Linked DNA regions of Homo sapiens: region 1 is linked to region 2. Evidence: read pairs that join two places in POLR2A ChIA-PET (ENCODE). Cell type or tissue: B cell. All regions are shown on one strand. Links, peaks and the distances in the headings refer to the core of each region. The heading gives the core; the rest is flanking DNA.

Evidence for each region. ChIA-PET counts read pairs that join two places held together with the same protein. Peaks named below come from ENCODE experiments on the same cell type or tissue, not always from the same donor. Only the 100,000 strongest peaks of a DNase experiment are listed, where the experiment ranks them.
Region 1: POLR2A ChIA-PET joins it to region 2 with 5 read pairs; 1 of 35 experiments calls an interaction of 5 or more read pairs at or near these places.

The regions. Positions count from the first base shown.
Region 1 is chr19:49,635,103-49,638,002 of GRCh38, reverse strand. It overlaps RRAS (RAS related), which reads left to right. Exons shown (of 6, transcript NM_006270.5): 2 at 873-960; 3 at 1,077-1,179; 4 at 1,276-1,384; 5 at 2,151-2,269; 6 at 2,343-2,711. The coding sequence ends at 2,427. Among named protein-coding and RNA genes, the nearest start is that of RRAS, 3.6 kb to the left of the region's middle. RefSeq lists an enhancer at 1,242-1,808. In B cell, for the core only: no CTCF peak of the experiment used is centred there; a DNase peak (open chromatin) is centred at 1,218.
Region 2 is chr19:49,341,571-49,344,470 of GRCh38, reverse strand. TEAD2 (TEA domain transcription factor 2) reads left to right here. Exons shown (of 13, transcript NM_001256660.2): 11 at 1,073-1,240; 12 at 1,881-2,033. Among named protein-coding and RNA genes, the nearest start is that of CD37, 7.6 kb to the right of the region's middle. RefSeq lists an enhancer at 1,283-1,382. In B cell, for the core only: no CTCF peak of the experiment used is centred there; DNase peaks (open chromatin) are centred at 1,174, 1,360 and 1,610; H3K27ac peaks cover 845 bases.

The DNA of each region.
Region 1 (2,900 bases), core at 207-2,706, 290 kb before region 2:
ATTCAATATTTAATGGGGTTTTGCTCCGAATCTTGCCAGTGCTGGATGGAGTGTAGTGCTGTTCTTAGCCTCCTTTTTCAAATGAGGAAACTGAGGCTCAGAGAGGGGAAGTGATTTGTTCAGTGTCACACAGCTAGGATGTAATCACGATGTGGGACATGTACCTTATACCAGAAAGAGAGGACCAGGAGTGACTCAGAGAGAAGAAGACTGGTAGGAGGGGTGGGGGGCAGGGAAAGGGGGGCAGGGGAGCAGCTACCCAAAGAGAAGGGGACAGAGACCCAGAGAGAGAGAGTAATAGAGACTCAGAGAGACAGAGGGGACAGAGACCCAGAGAAAAGGGGGCAGAGACCCAGCAACAAGGACAGACATCTGGAGAGAGAGAGAAGGACAGGGCAGGGCGCAGTGGCTCACATCTGTAATCCCAGCACTTTGGGAGACCCAGGCGGGCGGATCACCTGAGGTCAGGAGTTCGAGACCAGCCTGACCAACACAGCCTGACCAACACATCTCTACTAAAAATACAAAATTAGCCAGGTGTGGTGGCGCATGCCTGTAATCCCAGCTACTTGGGAGGCTGAGGCAGGAGAATCTCTTGAACCCAGGAGGCGGAGGTTGCAGTGAGCCGAGATCTCGCCATTGCACTCCAGCCTGTGCAACAAGAGCGAAACTCCGTCTCAAAAAAAAAAAAAAAAAAAAAAGACTCAGAGAGACAGACGGGACAGAGACCCAGAGAAAAGGGGGCAGAGACCCAGCAACAGGGACAGACATTTAGAGAGAGAGGGACAGAGACTGAGAGAGGCATCCCAAGGGCAGGGCTTCGTCCTGTCTGCCGGGGCACTGCAGTAACTATCCTCTCCCCACCCCGCCAGTCCTACTTCGTGTCTGACTACGACCCCACTATTGAGGACTCCTACACGAAGATCTGCAGTGTGGATGGCATCCCAGCCCGGCTGGACAGTGAGGGCGGCAAGGATGGATGATGGATGGGGGTGGTGTCAGTGGGGGCTGAGGGCTCTTGGGGGTGACTGCGGGGAGCCTGGTCCCCACGATGGCCCCTCTCCCTGTCTCTGCAGTCCTGGACACCGCGGGCCAGGAAGAGTTCGGGGCCATGAGAGAGCAGTACATGCGTGCTGGCCACGGCTTCCTGCTGGTGTTCGCCATTAACGACCGGCAGAGGTGACAGGGGTTGCTGGTGGCGGAGCAGTGGGTGGGTGTGGGGAGGACCTGGGCTCTGCAGCTGGCTGGACCTCATGCCTCCGGCTTCACTCGCAGTTTCAACGAGGTGGGCAAGCTCTTCACGCAGATTCTGCGGGTCAAGGACCGCGACGACTTCCCCGTTGTGTTGGTCGGGAACAAGGCAGATCTGGAGTCACAGCGCCAGGTTCGGGACACCCCTCTTTCTGGGGACCCCATCTCAGTCTGGGAGGCTCCTTCCAGCACACCTGTCCCCCATCAGCATCCTCCTCTGTTCCTGCAGTGCTGCGACTGCCACTGTCACACAGCTCACCTAGATGGGTTACCCCCAAACTGGACCTTCAGGGTCCCCGGCATCACCGAGCAGAGGGCCTAGCATGCAAGTGTCCTCAGGAGAGGCTGCTGGACGGAACAAAGGACATTCACCCCCCGTCCGCCAGCTCTCTTTGCCCCTTCCTCGCATTCCTCCCTTCCAGCCAACCTCCCACCAGCCCCAGCACCTCCCCTGCTCATGGCCGGCCCCCTCCATGGCTCCCCAGTTCCTCCCCAGGTGCCAGATGCCCCGCACAGTTGCGCCCCTCCTTTCCCTGCTCCCATCACTTCCCCCACAACGATTTCCACACAGAACTCATCCATCTGGCAAAGGCTCTGGGGATTTCCAGGCTTTGGGGTTCCGCCTGCCTCTGCCGGGAACACCCTGACTTCCCTGCCTGCCCACTCCTGGTTATCTAAGGCATAGCAGGGCAAGTGCCCACGAAGCCTGCCCCCATCCCTTACTTAGAAGACACCAAGCCCCTGCGGCATCTCCCTCCATAATCTCTCAGGAGCTCTTCCTCTTTGAGTTCTCACAGTGGGTCACCTCTCCTAGAGTATCCAGCCTGCCTGTCTGTCTCTCTGGCTGCGGTCACCCTGAGTGCAGGGACCTGACTCCCCCGTGTCCCCCCTACCCCCAGGTCCCCCGATCAGAAGCCTCTGCCTTCGGCGCCTCCCACCACGTGGCCTACTTTGAGGCCTCGGCCAAACTGCGTCTCAACGTGGACGAGGCTTTTGAGCAGCTGGTGCGGGCTGTCCGGTGAGCCAAGTCCCCTTCCTGTCGTCCTTGTCCCCAGCCCTTCCACTCCAAACTCACTGGCGTTTTCCCACAGGAAATACCAGGAACAAGAGCTCCCACCGAGCCCTCCCAGTGCCCCCAGGAAGAAGGGCGGGGGCTGCCCCTGCGTCCTCCTGTAGCCCAGGCAAGAGAGAAGCAACCACCACAAGCTCTCGGGACTAGCTGCCTTCGCACCTTGCTGTGTGACCTGAGGCCCTCACTGAGCCTCAATTTCCTCATCTGGGTCTCCCAGGACACATCACATACCCACCCTTACTTCCTGGCCTCTTCTGGGCTACTGCCACTGTGTGCCTTCTGCCAACGCCTCCTGTCCCCACCTAAGCCTGGTGGGGGTGAGGGGCTCCGGGTCACTGCTGTATATAACTCCCCTCCCCCAGAAAAATAAATGTCACTGCCAACGTCAGGAGGTGCTTTCTAAAAAGGTAATGAGGGTCGGGCACTGTGGCTCACTCCTGTAATCGCAGCATTTTGGGAGGCCAATGCGGGAGGACCGCTTGAGTCCAGGAGTTTTTGACCAGCCTGGGCAGCATAGCGAGACCCCCATCTCTTAAAAAAAAAGGGTGGGGGAATGAACTCTGGGAAGGTGAACGAA
Region 2 (2,900 bases), core at 255-2,754:
TGTCTCTACTAAAAATACAAAAATTAGCCAGACATGGTGGCGTGCGCCTGTAATCCCAGCCACTTGGGAGGCTGAGGCAGGAGAATCGCTTGAACCCGGGAGGCAGAGGTTGCAGTGAGTCAAGATCGCGGCATTGCACTGGGCAACAAGAGCGAGACTTCATCTCAGAAAAAAAAAAAAGAAAAGAAAAAAGGTTGAAATTGAATTCCAGGGCTCCTTTGGTTACTGGGGAGACAGGGCCAAGACTGTTTTGGGGACCCAGACTTCTTCAACGCTGATGGACGGTGGATCTTCTCCAGAAACCAGCCCTTGGAGAACTTTGAAAGCCTGACGCGGTGGCTCATGCCTGTAATCCCAGCACTTTCGGAGGCCAAGGTGGGAGGATCGCTTGAGCCCAGGAGTTGGAGACCAGCCTGGGCAACATGGTGAAACCCTGTTTCTACAAAAAATACAAAATATTAGCTGGATGTGGTGGCATGCACCTGTGGTCCTAGCTACTCAGGAGGCTGAGATGGGAGGATCACTTGAGCTCAGGAGGTCGAGGCTGCAGTGAGCTGTGATTGTACCACCACACATTGCCTGGGTGACGGAGCAAGACCCTGTTCCCCCCCCCCCAAAAAAAAAGACAAACAAACAACAAAAAAACAAAACAACACTGAAGAATCAAGCCGGGAACTGCAGGGGTAATGGTAGGCTATGGGGCAGAGTCCCCACTGTGTTTTTTTTTTTTTTAAGATGGAGTTTCGCTCTCGTTGCTCAGGCTGGAGTGCAATGGTATGATCTCGGCTCACCGCAACCTCTGCCTCCCGGGTTCAAGTGATTCTCCTGCGTCAGTGTCCCAGTAGCTGGGATTACAAGCATGCACCACCACGCCCGGCTAATTTTGTATTTTTAGTAGAGATGGGGTTTCTCCATGTTGGTCAGGCTGGTCTTGAACTCCCAACCTCAGGTGATCCGCCCGCCTCGGCCTCCCAAAGTACTGGGATTACAGGTGTGAACCACTGCGCCTGGTAGTCCCCACTGTTTATAAGGGATGTCCCCTCTGACTCATCTGTGCCTTCCCATCTCCCAGGCGGACCTGAACTGGGGCCCAAGTGGTGAGGAGGCAGGGGCCGGTGGCAGCATCAGCAGTGGTGGCTTCTACGGAGTGAGCAGCCAGTATGAGAGCCTGGAACACATGACCCTCACCTGTTCCTCCAAGGTCTGCTCTTTTGGCAAGCAGGTGGTGGAGAAGGTGGAGGTGAGGCTGGAGGGGTGGAGCTCTGGGTCAGCACTTGGGGGTGCAGAATGGACCAGAAGCCATCATGACTCAGGCATTTGGGAGTATGCATGGAGGGAGTGGGTCCCAGCCTCTTTGAGGGTTTAATGCATGCGTTGGGAGCTAATGGGCAGTTCAGAAGTCACAGGCAGGGATCATTCTGCGGGCTGACAGGTAATGTGTAGTATAGAGACTTAGAGTCACTGAGATTGAGAAGGGTCTTATGGATATGGAGAGGTTCTTAGGGCAAGAAGGTTCAGAAGTCACACTTACAGTTGCTGGAGACTTGGGGAAGTCTCAAGTTTAGAAGTCAGAGTTTGAAGACGTCATGGAGGGGTCTTTGGAGGGTATCTGAGGGCTGGGAGGTTAGAGGAGTCCAGAGGTCTTTGGGGGTTCAGAGAATCACTTTGAGGGGCTTGTGATTTGCAGGCTCAGAGATCCTGATTCGGATCTCCGAGGGTTCAGGCCCAGTCTCCAGTCACTGTGGGTGGGGTGATGAAAGGAAGGTGGCAGTGAGAGTGAGTGTGGTGGCATCTTAGAGGCACAGGGTGGAGCTCAATTCCTGGGGTGACCCGTGGGTCTCTCAGCCACCATTTTCCCAACTCCCTTCCCCTTGGTTCAGACGGAACGGGCCCAGCTGGAGGACGGCAGATTTGTGTACCGCCTGCTGCGCTCGCCCATGTGCGAGTACCTGGTGAATTTCTTGCACAAGTTGCGGCAGCTGCCTGAGCGATACATGATGAACAGCGTCCTGGAAAACTTCACCATCCTCCAGGTGATGCCTGGGGCTGGGCTGGAGTGGGGCCCCCCAGTGTGGAGGGACAGTACCTATAACAGACCCTCAGTCTAGGGGATCTCCTCACCCAGGAACTGACACAGCAGGGACTCCAAAGTGAGCCCTCAGCCTGAGGCTCTTTTAACTAGGAAACTGATGCAGCGGGGACCCCACCATTGACCCTTAGTTTAGGGGACCCTTCACCCAGGGTGGGGATGTCACAGCACTCTCTCTCTTTTTTTTTTTGAGATGGAGTCTCGCTCTGTCGCCCAGGCTGGAGTGCAGTGGCAAGATCTCGGCTCACTGCAACCTCTGCCTCCCGGGTTCAAGTGATTCTCCTGCCTCAGCCTCCCGAGTAGCTGGGATTACAGGCACGCCCCACCACGCCTGGCTAATTTTTGTATTTTTAGTAGAGATGGGGTTTCACCATGTTGGCCAGGTTGGTCTTGATCTCCGACCTCAAGTGATCCACCTGCCTAGGCCTCCCAAAGTGCTGGGATTACAGGTGTGAGCCACCACGCCCAGCCCCACAGCACTCGCACATAAGGTGGGTCCCTCCTTCCCTGGTGAAGCTGACTGGAGGGCACTCGAAGGCAGATCCTCAGCTTGTCAAGGAACATGATATGGTGGGAGCCCCTTTAACTTTTTGGACTGCTGAGGCAGAGACCCCTTGACCGCGGAACCTGCAGGGAGGGTTCTCCCTTTACTTGTGACATGATGGGGACCCCTTTTACCCAGGGAATGTGATGTGATGGGAACCCGATTAACCCTGAGATGTGATACACCATAACTGCCAACGCTCAGCTGAGGGGTAACCCCCATTGCCCAGGGAACTGACTTTTGGGCATCCCTTTCTCCTGGGGAACA